Linked DNA regions of Homo sapiens: region 2 is linked to region 1. A link is a contact called in ENCODE Hi-C or POLR2A ChIA-PET data. All regions are on one chromosome and are shown on one strand. The core of a region is the stretch at or near the end of the contact, and the rest is flanking DNA. Distances in the headings are between cores, read along the strand shown.

Region 1 (7,571 bases), core at 2,216-4,715:
AAGAACTTGCCAGAAATCAGTTTACTACTTGGGCCAGAACAACTATTACCATTCAAATTATTGTCCCTAGAAGTAACTTGAAATATTCGAGTTTGGGGAATTTAACCTAAAAATAAGAAGAGATGAATGTGAAAATACTTTAAGCAATGTTGTATTTCCAAAAAAGAAATAGATGCTCTATTTCAAAAAAGGAAATAGAAATCTTTGACTATATATCTAGTCAAAAAATGGATTATACTGACTTCCCAAAACTCTAACACCAAAGAAAAAATCAAAACAACTGCATCCATTTTTGTGCATTGATGTTGTTTTCTGAGGTATTATTCCAAAGGAAGCAATAAGTCCTATTGAAAAGAGAAACTTCCAGGATGCTCAGAGCAGGGGAAAGCATTCTCTCTGGCAAGTGGGCCCCCCATCTTCCTCAGAGAGCTCAGAGTGGAAACGCAGCCCACAAGAGTCCAAGTAGGAAGAGATTTATTGCACCATGGCTTAAGTGGCCACTTGGAGTCAGGGAAAAACATGTCTTCTAGATCATCTAAAATAGGGATTGGAAAACTGCAACTTGGGACCAAGCCAAGCCCCCCACCTGTTTTTGTACAGTCCATGAGCTAAGAATGGCTTTTACAAAGCAGGGAGGTGCAGGTGGGTACAGCATCACTGAATACTGCTTCTTTTGACACATCTGACCAATGACCCTAGCTGGCCCTTACAGAGAAAGTCTGTGATCCCTGAGCTACAGTGCACGTAGGCCAGTGCCCATGAATAAGGCTTTGTGTTTGTATCATTCCCTACTTTTAAAGAGCTCTGCCTCATAGGTCACCAATCATTTGTTCCTCAGGACAACTGGGTTGACTGCACGGCCCCTCCTGCTGGAAGAGTAGCTTCCTCTGTACCTCAAGGGCAAAGGTGGATCCAGTGAGCAGCAATGCTTTCCCAGACAAATAGCAAGAACTCTTATGGGCATCCCAGGGGGTGTGAATGAACCAGCTGATAACTGGACATTAATACCCAAAAGCCGTTTTGCATAAATAATGCATATTCAGGATTGGCTAGGCTGAGATTTATTTATACACCGAGGTACAGCTGACCCATATGGCAGCAGCTTCCAAAATGTTCTTTTTCTCTCAAGTCAGTCCAGGACTCAGCCAAATAGACATGAGGGTTCTCCAGAGGGGGGCTCCTAATGGAGCGATGCTTCCACCTGCTTTCCTAAAACAATGTTTATATTCTGTAGACATTGTTTTCAAATTCTGTAAAGGGGAGACTGAACTCTGCAGAAAAGGATTTTCTGGGCCAGCACGTGCACACCCCCTCAGCAAAGCAAGCATTGTAGCAGCTTAGAGACCATCTCTCATGCCCAGGGTCTCACCCGCCCCATCTGAGATGGTTCTTAAAGTCTCCTTGACAACCAGTGGCCATCTGGTGTTGTCCCTGAGAGAATTCTGCAATTTTCCCTTTGTGCATCTCCAGCGATATCTTGTGCCCTTGGCGTCCTGTCCCTGGCAAACACCTAGCTGGCTGGAGACATGCAGTGACAGCTGAGGTCCATCTCCTGAAACCAGCTGAGCAGGAGAGGAGGAGGAAGGAGAGGCCATGCAGAGGGACAGCAGTTCAGAAACTCACTGAGAGTGGAAATGGTACCAAGAGGGAACAGACGTTTAGAATTCAGATCACTTTGTACATAAATGAAGTCCAGAAGTACCTTAAAAGAATAACACACCATGACCATGGAATAGGATGACTAAATATTAAGAACATTTATGTCATTCATCTTTTGTACAATGCATCATAATACTAGATCAAAGGGAAAAATAGCATTTCAATAACTGCTAGAAATCTTCTGGCAACATATAACATCCTTTTCTGATTAGGAAGAGAAAGAGAAAGGAGCTTAATAAACAAAAAAGAGGAGGAACTTTCCATGACATGATAAAAAGAAAAAAAAAGAAAAGTAATTTAGTAAGGAGACTCATTCCAGAATAAATAAGGAAAACTTTAATAACCTTCTTACGTACCAAAACGTAGTCACTGAAAAAACATAATAGAAAAAGTACCTTACTTTTTTCCCCCTACCATAAGTGGCTGGAAACAAATTAACAAGGAATCTGCCAGATCCATATGAAAAAGACCATAAAACTTTACTGGGAAATTATATATGTTTGAATAAATGAAAATCATAGCATTTCTTCTCAATAGTAAGATGCCAAATTCCCTTAAATGATTCTACAAACCTAACATCATCATAATAATATTCACAAGAATTTTTGGGGGAAGGAGAAAGAAGAAAGAATCCACAAGATAAGCCTTAGGCTCCTCTGTACAATTAAATATACAAGAAATGCCAGAAAAGTTTTGAATAAGAATAATGAGGGAAACTTGTACAACAGATGTTAGAACGCCTAAAAGAAAAAAATACTTCAGTAATCAAAGCCATTTGGTAGTAAAAACCAAAATACAAAGACAGATCCACAGAACAGAATGCAAAGTCTGCAAAAAATTCACAAGGAAAAAGTAGATGCTAAAACAATGGCAGAATTTTCAAATACACTGAAATACAAGAAACTTGTCAGCTAATTCCCTATCAGATGGACACCTCCTCCAAACTTTGCGTAGATTTCATGGATTTTCCTTTGTCGCTCCTTCCCCAGCACACAGGCAGTATCTAGCCAGTACTGCCCCATGGCCCGTGGTGACAGTGACTTTTCGCTCTCTCTGATGCGCTGGTGTGTATGTTAAACTGTGTAACACATCCTGGTTCCCCTCTCATTCTGCAACATCAAAAAAGCAGGTACAAAGCCAACAACAGCCAGCAGTAAGAGATGACAAGCGATTGGATCACACTGATTTTGGAATTGATAATTCAGGTTAGTATATTGCTAACAGAATAACCAACTAAGACTGTGCCATATACTTGCACGAAGACCCATGACATTTCTCTTCAACTTCAGGAAAAAGTCCAAATTCTTTAATATACTATAAAAGACTCTCCATAACCTAGCCCCTGCCTACATTTCCACCCTCCCCGGCTGCTGATTCCTCCCTAGACTAACATTATCTCCCCTGCTTCTACCTCTCCTACCAACACTTGGGGCTCTGGGTACATGATCTTTCAAGCAAACATCACCTCCACCTAGCTGCTGCTGCAGATCCTAGGCTCCCCCAGCCAACAATCTCACAATTAATAACTCCCTCCTCTGCAAATAGCCTCTCCATGCTGTTTGTATTACATTATATTATATATATTATATTCATATGTTTCCATGTCATCTCTTCCCTTAATATCAGGGACTTAACCTTTCTCTGCCTCCCACTCCTTACGTGTAAAATGGCAATAAGGCTGCACCTGAGGCAGGTTAGATGAGGTGGTCAGAGCCTCCCTTGACAGGAAACAAGAAACTTGTCAAATTGATGAAGAGAACAAACCACCTAACAGTGCACAGACCGCATCCTGAGCTCGTGGTTAGAACACCCTACAGCAAAAAGGCAGGAGCAGAAGAGAAAAATCCCCACATTTGTACAAGCACAGAAACCCGTGATTAGTGTCCTTGGGCTGACCTGTGCTCATTATAATAGTAAAAAACACACCCCCAGGTGGAGATTTAAAATGCTTATAAGACATGCGATGGATGTACTAGCATGTACAGCCACTGCACATGTGGACCTAAGAAACCACTCCTAACATGCTTAATAGCAACACCCCTTACCACCCCTTCATGAATAATCATGCAAATTTCCCATAAAGGGAGATCCCCCAGTATTAGACAGAGCTGTCTTGCCTTTGAGTGGCCCGTTCTGACCGGCTGCTAGAGTGTACTTTGGCTTTGCAGTCAACTCTCTTGCTTGCTTTTGCTTTTGACTCACTTTCAAATTATTTTCTGTCCCAAAGTCAAGAACCTGAACTAGCCCACCGGCTACACACCTACACAGAAATGAGTAATAATTAAATGAGGCGACCCCTGTAAAGCACTTGAACCTGTGCCCAGCATGGGAAAGCTTCAATAAATATTAGCTATTGTTACTATTACAATTATCTGCGCTCTTCTTTCTATTCTTTTCACCCCAATTCAATAACCTCCCTTAGACTGTTCACACAGCACTCAAACCTTTAGTTTGTATCAGGTCATTATTTTCTTCCTTCTACTTTTCTGCATGTTTATATTACTCCTAAGATCTGAAAAACATTTTTAGAAATTATTCTACAGCAGGACATGTTTGACGAGTCCTTTTCAGAACTGCCTGGGGTGAACTTATCTTCAGGGCACAATGCTTATAAATGCCCTAGCTCCTGGTAAGTCGACCTGGAGTCATTTACTGACTTTAAATTCACTTCCTGCCGCTGATAAGCCACACAGGCCCTGTGATCGATAATTTTAATGTAGAATAATCACAGATGTTCACATCCATTTCCTTTCTCTGTTGAATACCATCTAGAGAGCACTCCAATACTCCTTCAGAATTCCCAAAGGTACATTTGCATTGCAGTTAATAAGGTTGCCATTGTGTATGGTTAAGCTTTTAAATGAGTATTTTGATGTGGTGCCAGGGAAGGGTCACATCCTGGGGCCATCTGCTCACAGAGTAAGCCCTGAACAACTTTAAAAATGATCAGAAACAGTGTTCCAAGGATTTAACCTAAGGATAACAACACGGCGTCTCTCGCTGTTCTGGTGTCCCCAGACAGGTATTAGCCAGGAAAAGGCCTCTGGTTTAAGCCGGAGCTAATCGAGGAGGTTCCCCAAGGACAGGGATGTTGCAAGCTGTCACACTTAAGCACTGACTGGGGCAACAGTAGGATGTGATGCAGTGGCTCTGGCCTCGTGGGGAAGAGACCTGAGTTAAGCCAGATAACGCGCGGCCAGGACCACAGACGCTGAGCTGCTGGGACTTCATCTCCTTCACCTGAAAGTGACAGACGAGGCTCCCATCTTTCTCAGCTCCAAATTCAATCATTTCATTATCAAAATGCAGGTAATGGATTACAAAAGTGCCCGGTTCTCATGAATGGCTCCTTCAGACAGCTCATGTGCATAGATTCAAAAAAGCTCTAAATATTTTACCATGTGCCTCGTTGAGATTTACCAAGTTAGCATAACTCAAAGGCCATGGTTTTAGGAGCTGTTGGTCTTTTTGTTTAATGTCTGTAAATATAGTTAGTGGTGAGTTCTTACAGGACTATCCAGTGTAGCTATGACATCTTATCACTGTAAAGAAAAGCCTGAAGCCATCCCACTTCGCCCTCGCCTTTGCTTCAGGTTTTGGGATTGGTCTGTTTTGCTCCCTCTCTTGTGGAGACATAATCACCCATAACCTGCTGCTTCTCTCTGCAGCTCAGATGTTGGCCCCTCTGACTTTTGGACACTATTTGGACATCATGACATTGGCTGGCTGCCTGTGAGTCAGACAGGCTTCTGGATCCTCAAGTCCCTCCCTGCCACCAGCTAGGTGGTGAGGGAGAGTTTCCCCTTCCCTTCTTAGGGCCATGTGGAACTAGCAGCCACATAATCTTCATGGCCCAGGCACCTGGCACAGAGCAGATGTTAAACCTTTACATGATGATTCTCTTGCTGATTTGTTACTCACCATTGGTGCTTCTCAGTATATAATACACCAGGAAGCTAAGCTCCTAATAACTAAATAATGAACTAAACATGGGTAAGAACCCATTTTTTTCATTCATTGAATAAACCCACAAAGTGACAGGTGCTGAGATGGCGGGCACAATCTTCACCCTCCAGAGTTCGCCATTCTCAAGGAGAGAAGGTTGTTACCATGCAAGTAAAAGAGTGCCATAGGGGCTCAAAGAGTCTCTGTGTGAAGTGGGGAGGCCATCAGGTACCACCCTGGCAAAAGATGATTCCTGGCTCTGTAAAGGGCAAGCAGAAACTGGGCAGGAAGAGAAGTTCGGGATGGAACAGGCAATCCAGACAGAGGACAAGTATGTGCAAAGCATCAGGCATAGCAGTTCACCCTGTTTAAAGAGGAGCATATGGGAGGCCTGCCGGGGGACAGAGAGCAGGGGATGAGCATGGTGGGGAAGCTGAGAAGACTGAAATTTATCCTGAATGCTGTAGGGAAATATTGAAATCCTTCCAGAATTTTAAGCAGAACAATGACTGTGTTAGTCCATTTTCACACTGATGATAAAGACATACCCAAAACTGGGCAATTTACAGAAAAAAAAAAAAAAAGAGGTTTAATGGACTCACAGTTCCACGTGGCTGGGGAGGCCTCACAATCATGATGGAAGGCAAGGAGGAGCAAGTCACGTCTTACGTGGATGGCAGCAGGCAAACAGAATGAGAGCCAAGTAAAAGGGGTTTCCCCTTATAAAACCATCAAATCTCGTGAGACATATTCACTACCATGAGAACAGTATGGGGGAAACCGCTCCCATGATTCGATTATCTCCCACTGGGTCCCTCCCACAACTTGAGGGAATTATGGGAGCTACCATTCAAGATGAGATTTGGGTGGGGACACAGCCAAACTACATCGGTGATGTTTTAGAAACATCACTTTTGGTCACAGTGTAAAGAAGACTGGAGTGGACTGGAGAAGGACATCTCTGGACACTGGGAGACCAGATGGCCACACACTGCTCAGCCCCTTTGCTATGTGATGTCCCCAGAGGTATGTGCTTCCACACAGCCCTGCTCAGGGGGAGGCCACTGGACAAATGAGGCAGGTGACCCTCATCTGTAGTCCTTGAGCATCTTGGAATCTCAGGGCTCTATTTGACAATTGTCTTTTCCTTATATTCTTTTCTAAATTATGAATGTAATGTGTGATCATTGTAACCAGAGAAGTATATATTTGATTTTTAAAGTCCATGTTTTTATTTTTAGAAAACAATATTATGCCATAAAATTAATTTGCAATTTGTTTTTTATATTTAAAAAATACCATTCTTTCAAGTTAACAGATATAGATCAAACTTTGTCTTTTAAGAGCGGCATAATATTCCACAGTGTGGATACAGCACACTTTCTTTAGCCTCTCCCTAGTGATAGACATCAAATAGTGATCTAATAAACATCTTTGTACATACACCTTTAGGATAGATTCCCAGATGTGAGAGAGTTCCGACAGAGGTTTGCATGTTTTTCCTTTAATAACTATTTTTGAAGTACTTTCCTAAGAATGGGAAGTGAGTCAGGTTCCCAGTAGCAATGTCCATTTCCCAGCATCATCCCAACACCAGAGACTCCCTTTAACTTTCGTTCATCTGCTGGGTTTAAAACAGCGTTTCATTGTTTCCACCTGAACTTTCCTATCCACAAGATTAAGTCCTTTTTTATGTGCTTATTGGCCATTGGACTTTTCTTTCTCTGAATTATTTATTTTCTCTGACAAGTTTTCTATGAGTTGTCTTTCTCTTATAAATTCACAGGAGCTCTTTCTATATTAGGAGATAAAAGCCTTTGTTCATTATATGCATTGCAAACATTTTCCCTAATTTATCAATTATATAAAACTGTTTTATATAATCAAATATGTTTATCTTCTCATTCAGAGTTTCTAGGTTTCTGGTTTTGAATAAAGAGTTCCCTTCCACCCAAAGGTTTAACAGA
Region 2 (7,571 bases), core at 1,309-3,808, 87 kb before region 1:
CACATGAAGAAACACTCATCATCACTGGCCATCAGAGAAATGCAAATCAAAACCACAATGAGATATCATCTCACACCAGTTAGAATGGCAATCATTAAAAAGTCAGGAAACAACAGGTGCTAGAGAGGATGTGGAGAAATAGGAACACTTTTACACTGTTGGTGGGAGTGTAAACTAGTTCAACCATTGTGGAAGACAGTGTGGTGATTCCTCAGGGATCTAGAACTAGAAATACCATTTGACCCAGCCATCCCATTACTGGGTATATACCCAAAGGAATATAAATCATGCTGCTATAAAGACACATGCACACGTATGTTTATTGCGGCTCTATTCACAATAGCAAAGACTTGGAACCAACCCAAATGTCCAACAATGATAGACCGGATTAAGAAAATGTGTCACATATACACCATGGAATACTATGCAGCCATAAAAAATGATGAGTTCATGTCCTTTGTAGGGACATGGATGAAGCTGGAAACCATCATTCTCAGCAAACTATCACAAGGACAAAAAACCAAACACCACATGTTCTCACTCATAGGTGGGCATTGAACAGTGAGAACACTTGGACACAGGAAAGGGTTGTGGGGTGGGGGGAGGGGGGAGGGATAGCATTAGGAGATATACCTAATGTAAATGATGAGTTAATGGGTTTAGCACACCAACATGGCACCTGTATACATATGTAGCAAACCTGCATGTTGTGCACATGTACCCTAGAACTTAAAGTATAATAAAATATATATATGTAAATATATATATATATATATATATAAAATAATAAAGATGGGTCCTTTACTAGACCAGAGTGTTGGAGGTTTTAGGGACAGGAGGCGATGCCGTGGAGAGACTACAGAGATGGAAGGGACTTCACAACCCGGACACCAAAACCAAACAAAGACGGCATAGAATAAACTACAGTCAGTTCTCACTTAGGGAGCTTAATATAAACAACCTGAATGAAACAGTGGCGTATTTACAGAGTAGTAAACCATGACCAAGTGGGGTTGTCCCAAGAAAGCAAAGATGGTTTAATAAGATGATTTGTTAACAATTCATTCTACTTTTTTTAATCAAAGAAGAACAAAATGAGATAATTTCAAGACATTTAATAAAGTTCAATATACATTTATGTTGTAAGCTCTTAATAGTGGAAGAACAGATGCAACTTTAATGTGCTTAAAAATATAGACCCTCGTACACCAAAACAGAAGTCAGCATTGTCCACGGTGAAACACTAAAATGCTTCTTAGAATGGAACGGGACACAGAGGAGTCTATCATCACCCTGTAATTTAGTCCTGTTGGAATAGACTCATCAAAGAAATAGGAAAAAGAAAGAAATAAAGTTTAAAAAAATGAAAAGAAGGCAAAATTAATATTATTTGAAAAAGTTATGGTTGTAATACATGGAATATTCAAGAGTGTCAGCTGAAAATCTATTATTAACACTACGAAAAGTCAGCAGGAAGAGAGGCCAAAATCCTAATATAAGTTAGTCAATTTTATATTATGAAATATAATGACAAAAGATCCCACTTATAATAACAATGAAAAGAATTATAGCAATAAATAAATCTTAAGGGAAATATGCAGAACACATATGAGAAAATTCTTAAACTCCAGAGGGGCATAAAGGAAGACTTTAGTACATGGAAATGTATATTTCAGTCTTATGGAGCAAAACTCAAAAATCCAAAAATGTCATGTTTTTCTAACTTAATTTGTAAATTTGATGTAATTAATTTGATTTGAAATGCTATCAGAGTTTTCTTCATAACCTGACAAGCTGATCCTACAGTTGAAATAAAATAAGCATATGAAAATATTCAGGAAAGTTCTGGAAAAATTATAGAAGAATCAGAGTGAGATAGGGACTAGCTTTATCAGACATTTAAAAGCTGTAACAAGTAAAGCAGTTTGCTATGGAGCAGAATTAAATAGTCACATCTACACCCAGGCACAAATGACTGATAATGACTTAGTGTAATATTCATCCAGGAAATAGTTTTCAAGGGTTCATGATGTCTTCAGACACTGCCATGGTAATGCATGTGGGTTTCAGTCCCCAGCAGGAGACTGTGATTAGTTTGGGAGATTCTCACATCCTCAAATTCTTTCACTGCTCAATCAACCCCAAAGCAGACCCGGCTCCAGGAACGGAACCAATTTGGAGCACATTTCTAAGTGGCTTGGGGAACAGAAGCCCCAGTCCTCTGGATCTCTTCCTGGCAATACCTGCTTTGATAGAAAGCTCGCTTTGCTATAGATTCCCTAGACTGCGAAACCTGGAGGAAAAGCAGCAACAAGGGTATTTTATGGGGACACTGATGACTGTGATACCTCTTACTCCTTAGCCACCAGATAATTCTTTTACTAATAAACTTTATTTTTTAGACCAGTGTTAGGTTTCTTAAAAAGTTGAGCAGAAAATACAGTGAGTTCTCAGATAGCTCCTTCCCCCACCCTAAACCTCACCCCACAGAATTTCCTCTACCATTAACATCTCGCACGAGTGTGGAGTATTAGGGTGTGCGCTCTGTGTCACACATCCTCCGGGTTTTCACAGTGCATAATGTCATGCATCTCCCATTTCAGTATCATACAGAGCAGTTTCACTGTCCTGAAAGTCCCCTGAGCTCCATGGATGATTTTTCAAAATTAAAATCAGAAATAGGCCGGGTGCGGTGGCTCACACCTGTAATCCCAGCACTTTGGGAGGGCGGATCACGAGGTCAGGAGATCGAGACCATCCTGGCTAACACGGTAAAACCCTGTCTCTACTGAAAATACAAAAAAATTAGGCAGGTGTGGTGGCACACGCCTGTAGTCCCAGCTACTCGGGAGGCTGAGGCAGGAGAATGGCATGAACCTGGGAGGCAGAGCTTGCAGTGAGCCGAGATTGCACCATTGCACTCCAGCCTGAGTGACAGAGCGAGACTCCGTCTCAAGAAAACAAACAAAGAAACAAAAATTAGACATAAAGAGAAAAACAGAGCTCTTCTGACACTGAACTGCTTGCTTTTCTAACAACAAGAAATTTACAACCATTTTAAATTGACCTGAAATACGCCAGTCACTTTGAGAGTCCTCAACTCCTAAAATCCTTAGCTAACACCAATCTTATTAGTTTCTCATCAAAAAATTTCATAGTTAATGTTACTTTAAAAACAACAACAACAACAACAACAACCAGGCAACGAAAGAAAAAGTCTTACAGGAAAAATAAGGCATTTATTACAGATTGAAACTGATCAGAAGAAAAATCACAGAATTCACAAAATCATTCTTTGTTGGAACTTTTCTTCCTTCCATTGCATTTTGCTGTTAAGAGAAAAGGAGTGTGAGGGTCAGACCACCGTGGCATGCGTTCACATTCCAGCTTTGGAGGCCAGGGACCCAGGACTCCTGGGAATTATTCAAAACCAGATCCGATGATACCAGACACTAGAGCAGCTATGCAAAGCAGCAGCTCCTTGAACAAACCAAAAGGGCGAGGGACACCTGCAGGAGGAAGAACAGGTAACTGGGTCTGGGGAGCAGATACACAACCCCAGAAAGGAAGCTCAAATCTCTCATAAAGGGAAGAATCAAAGAGACCCCAAGCAGAGGCTGCAGCCAGGTGTTGGGCCCCAGGCAGGTCTATGAAGGTGTTTGTGGTGTGAGGTAAGGAAGGAAGGAACCAAGCAAAAGCAAAAGAGTAGGTTGGCCACAGCTGCCACCGTGTGCGGGTGTGGGGCTGGAGATCAGGATACGCCATCCAGCCATTCATCCATTTATCAGTTCATCTGTTCAATAAACATGTATGCACTGAGCATTTGCTGGGGGTTACAAAGATCAATGAGGCATAGTTTTGACCTCAAAAACCTCCCACAACCTAGTGAAGGGGGTGGAAGTAGTTAGAGTACAGCTTGATAAATGCCAATTCCAGAGACGCCTATGTGCAGGAAACCCGAGGAAAAGGGTTCCTGAAGAGGGCATGTAAGCTGAACTCGGAGGATAAGATGGGGCGGGGATACTGTATCCCAGCAGAGGGGGCCTGAGAGTGGAGGTGAGACCCAGACTGGGACCCCGGGAGAACAGTCAGCTGTGTGAGGTTCTCCCATGTGACTCGGGAGACAGAAGCAGCACTCAAGGCTGGGGACAGTGGGCGCACACTGTCGGGTGTGTGGGCGAGGACTGTTGAGGCTCACACTCTGAGGGAGCTCATCCCCATCCTCCAGCACAGCAAGACCCCAGACTCATTATAAGATGACTCTGATGACAGTGCACAGGTGCCTTTGAGGGAAACAAGACACAGCCACCAGGAAAATGCTGAACATAGCAGGCTAGAGATGCAGCTGGAACTGGAGCCAACAGCTCGAAAAGGACAGAGCTGTGAAACATTTCGGAGCAAGGATTAGCAGACCTCGGTGACCAACTGGGTGAGGTGGGGAGGAGGTCTGAGATGCATCTGCTTCAGGCCTGGGGGACCTTGGAAGATGAGTTGGAGACAGGGGGAAGAGTGAGTCTCCGAGGGAAGAATTGCATTTTGAACGTGGTGTGGAATACCCAGACGGAGGTGTCTGGCAGGCTGCCATTGATTGGAGTCCAGGCTGGAGGGACAGTGTGGAGGAGAGGGGGAAGAATCCCCAGACAGCTGGGTGTCAAAGCCCTGGGGGTGCTTGGCATCACCCAGGAGAGGGAAGGCCATGAGCAGAAGGAGAGCTGAGGCTGGAACCCTGGGTAACATCATGGTTTCAGGGGCAGCAGGAAGAAGCCGGTCTGTGAAGAGTAAGAAGTCTTGGCCTGAGAGGGGACCAAATCTCAGAGGTCAGAGGGTTTCAAGAAAGAAGGAGTGGTCACCCACATCCAACGCGGCCGTGAGGTCCAGGAGGAGAAGGGGTGGACATGGGGATAGGACAGCAGTGAAGTGGCTACAGAGCAGGGCGGTGACGGGTGCAGGAGGAGAGACTGCCTGAGGCCCTGGGGAACTAATGCAGATGGTGTTTTTAAAAAGACAGGATGAGAAGAGATCAACGGAGAGTAATGAGAAGCTAGGGATAAACGAGGGGCCAGGAACCCACTCAGCAGTCAATCCTCATTAGTCACAGATGCTGTATTTGTGAATTCGCCTACTCACTGCTCACTAACAGTTATTTGAAACCCCAAAATCAGTACTCATGGTTCTTTCTCACTCATTCTCAGACAGGCACGGAGCAGCAAAAACTTGGAGTCAACCTACCCACACCTTCCCAGCTGAGGTCAAACAAGGCAACGCTCTGCCTCCATGTCTCAGCTCTCCTGCTGTCAACAAGTGTCCTTTTCACGGTCTATTTAGTGCCCCATTTTTTTTTTTTTTTTTTTTTGCATTTTTGTGCTTTTTGTTGATGACGTCACTGTTTAAAATAGCCCCAAAGTATAGTGCTGTCAAGTGTTTCTAAGTGCAAAAAGGCTGTGATGTGCCTTACAGAGAAAATGTGTGTGTTAGAGAAGCTTCATTCAGGCATGAGTTATAGAGCTGTTGGCCAAGAGTTCATTGTTAATGAGTCAACAGTATCTATTAAATACGGCATCTAAACAGAAACACACATAAAGCAAGGTTATAGACTAATCAGTTGAGGAAAACGTTGGGAACAGAGGCTCAGAGAATTCTAACCCTGCATTGCCTATATGAGCAATAGTTTAGTATTCACTAATTCAATGTTTGAAGCAGCTTTATAGACCATAGCTGCCTCAGATAATAAGAACCAACTCTACTTGGTGCAGCAATTAATACAGTGTCCTGTGAATGTGAATCAGAGTAAGTGTAAATGAATACAACTGCACATAGCCATGTCTCTGCCACTGGAGTCTCGGTTGGATCTTTTCTGTCTTCCGTGGGGCATCTGGCTCTCTTCAGTAGGGGGGCTGTCAAGGGAGACCATGACAAGAAGTTGTCACGAATGAGTCTGACACCTGAAAGTGGAAATCACTCAGAAAGCTGGCGGTGGTGGTGCAGGTTTTAGGGACCGGTCCTTCCACATAGTTGATGATAAGCAGATATGTTGCTAACACTTCCTATCAATTAAAGTCTTTGCCATCTAGTTGGTGACTACATTTCTAGTTTCACCCAACGCATGACAAATGCTTCTTAAACAAATAAGTCTTGAAGTTTTGCCCTCTCATACTATTTTTTTAAATACAGAGATATGAGAAAAACAGGGAGGAAAAGGGAAGAGGCTTTGGAAACAGACAGACATCAAGAGTTCAATTCCAATCCCAACATTATCTCTGAGGGCAGGGGCCTCTAAATGCCTCTGCTTCCTCCTCAATGAAACAGAGAGAATAAAACTTCATTTGATTGTTCCAAGGTTTATGCAAGAGAATGTATGAGATGGGTCCAAACACAGGCCCAGGCATACTTGAGAGCTGTAATATTCATGGGCACAGAGGCCAGGCATAGAGGGGCATTTAATGAACATTTGTTGAATAAATGGATAAAATCATGAGAATGATTCTTTTTACTGTGCCCTTATTGACAAAAGGCCTCAATAAGAACTGCCCCCTTTGCTGCTCTTGGGCATAGTTTAGGAACTTCACACTAATAATCAAGATTGTGACATAAAGAAAAATGCATCACTCATGCAGCTATGGTTTGGGTGCTGAGGGTCTTCTGGCCACTACATAATTGAAAAGTCAGAACTATTCCAGCTACAAAGATAAGAAAGTCTAAGATTCTCAAAGAGATTTTTTCAACATGAGAGTTGGGACCTGATTTTCTACATTTCCTACCTTAGAGCAATAAATAAGAAAAAAATTCAGAGTATTTTATTTAAATATTACATTTCACTATCTACTCATATATTAAATCATTTTCTGGCAACATGAAAGAGTCCTAGAACAGTGTTTAGGGCTCTGGGGATTTCATAACAAATAGCCCAAGTCTCTGCCTTCAAAGAGCTTCCCAGTGGAAAAATGACACTCACAATTTCAAAAGAGTAATTTTGTTTCTGGTCATGCACTCATTCATTCTTCCCTCCCAATCTGATTGATTGTATTCTATACACTGTTCTTAGCCTTATGAAATGGACAAAAGATATTTTTAATAATTTTGTATAGACATATCATTAATAATATTTTTACATGTTGTAAAACTGCAATAATTAACAAGGAGAATGCATCCTCAAGAAGTTTATGGTCGGCCAGGCGTGGTGGCTCATGCCTGTAATCCCAGCACTTCGGGAGGCCAAGGCAGGTGGAGCACTTGAGGTCAGGAGTTTGAGACTAGCCTGGCCAACATGGTGAAACCCCATCTCTACTAAAAATACAAAAATTAGCTGGGCGTGGTGGTGGGCACCTGCAATCCCAGCTACTCACGAGGCTGAGGCAGGAGAATCGCTTGAACCTGGGAGGCGGAGTTTTCAGTGAGCAGAGATTGTGCCACTGCACTCCAGCCTGGGCAACACAGCAACACTCTGTCTCAAAATAAAAAGGAAGCTTATGGTCTAGTATGGACAAGAAAAAGCAAAAAGTAATAATAAACCCTTGAAGGAATTGCACCCTGAGAGGTTAAGGAACTGAATCACCATTACAGATGGGAGAGCA

Evidence for each region. A loop is a pair of places that touch in the nucleus more often than their neighbours do. ChIA-PET counts read pairs that join two places held with the same protein, here RNA polymerase II (POLR2A). Pooled maps may share reads with other maps.
Region 2: a map of natural killer cell shows a loop between it and region 1 (3-fold over the local background). The contact joins two enhancer-like sites. A Hi-C loop is called at or near these places in 2 of 168 maps with a recorded cell type or tissue (natural killer cell and right lobe of liver) and 1 of 50 pooled maps. POLR2A ChIA-PET finds 5 or more read pairs at or near these places in 2 of 52 experiments (H1 and activated CD8-positive, alpha-beta memory T cell).

What each region holds. Positions count from the first base shown.
Region 1 is chr2:233,986,590-233,994,160 of GRCh38, reverse strand. The region is part of intron 21 of TRPM8 (transient receptor potential cation channel subfamily M member 8); the gene reads right to left. Among named protein-coding and RNA genes, the nearest start is that of SPP2, 60 kb to the left of the region's middle. RefSeq lists an enhancer at 3,585-3,634. Within about 2 kb of position 3,465, at least 4 of the 41 ENCODE cell types and tissues checked have a DNase peak (open chromatin) inside an H3K27ac peak, as active enhancers do; they include natural killer cell, where a contact is called at or near this core.
Region 2 is chr2:234,072,783-234,080,353 of GRCh38, reverse strand. SPP2 (secreted phosphoprotein 2) reads right to left here. Exons shown (of 8, transcript NM_006944.3): 8 at 3,220-3,509. Among named protein-coding and RNA genes, the nearest start is that of SPP2, 26 kb to the right of the region's middle. Within about 2 kb of position 2,558, at least 2 of the 41 ENCODE cell types and tissues checked have a DNase peak (open chromatin) inside an H3K27ac peak, as active enhancers do; they include natural killer cell, where a contact is called at or near this core.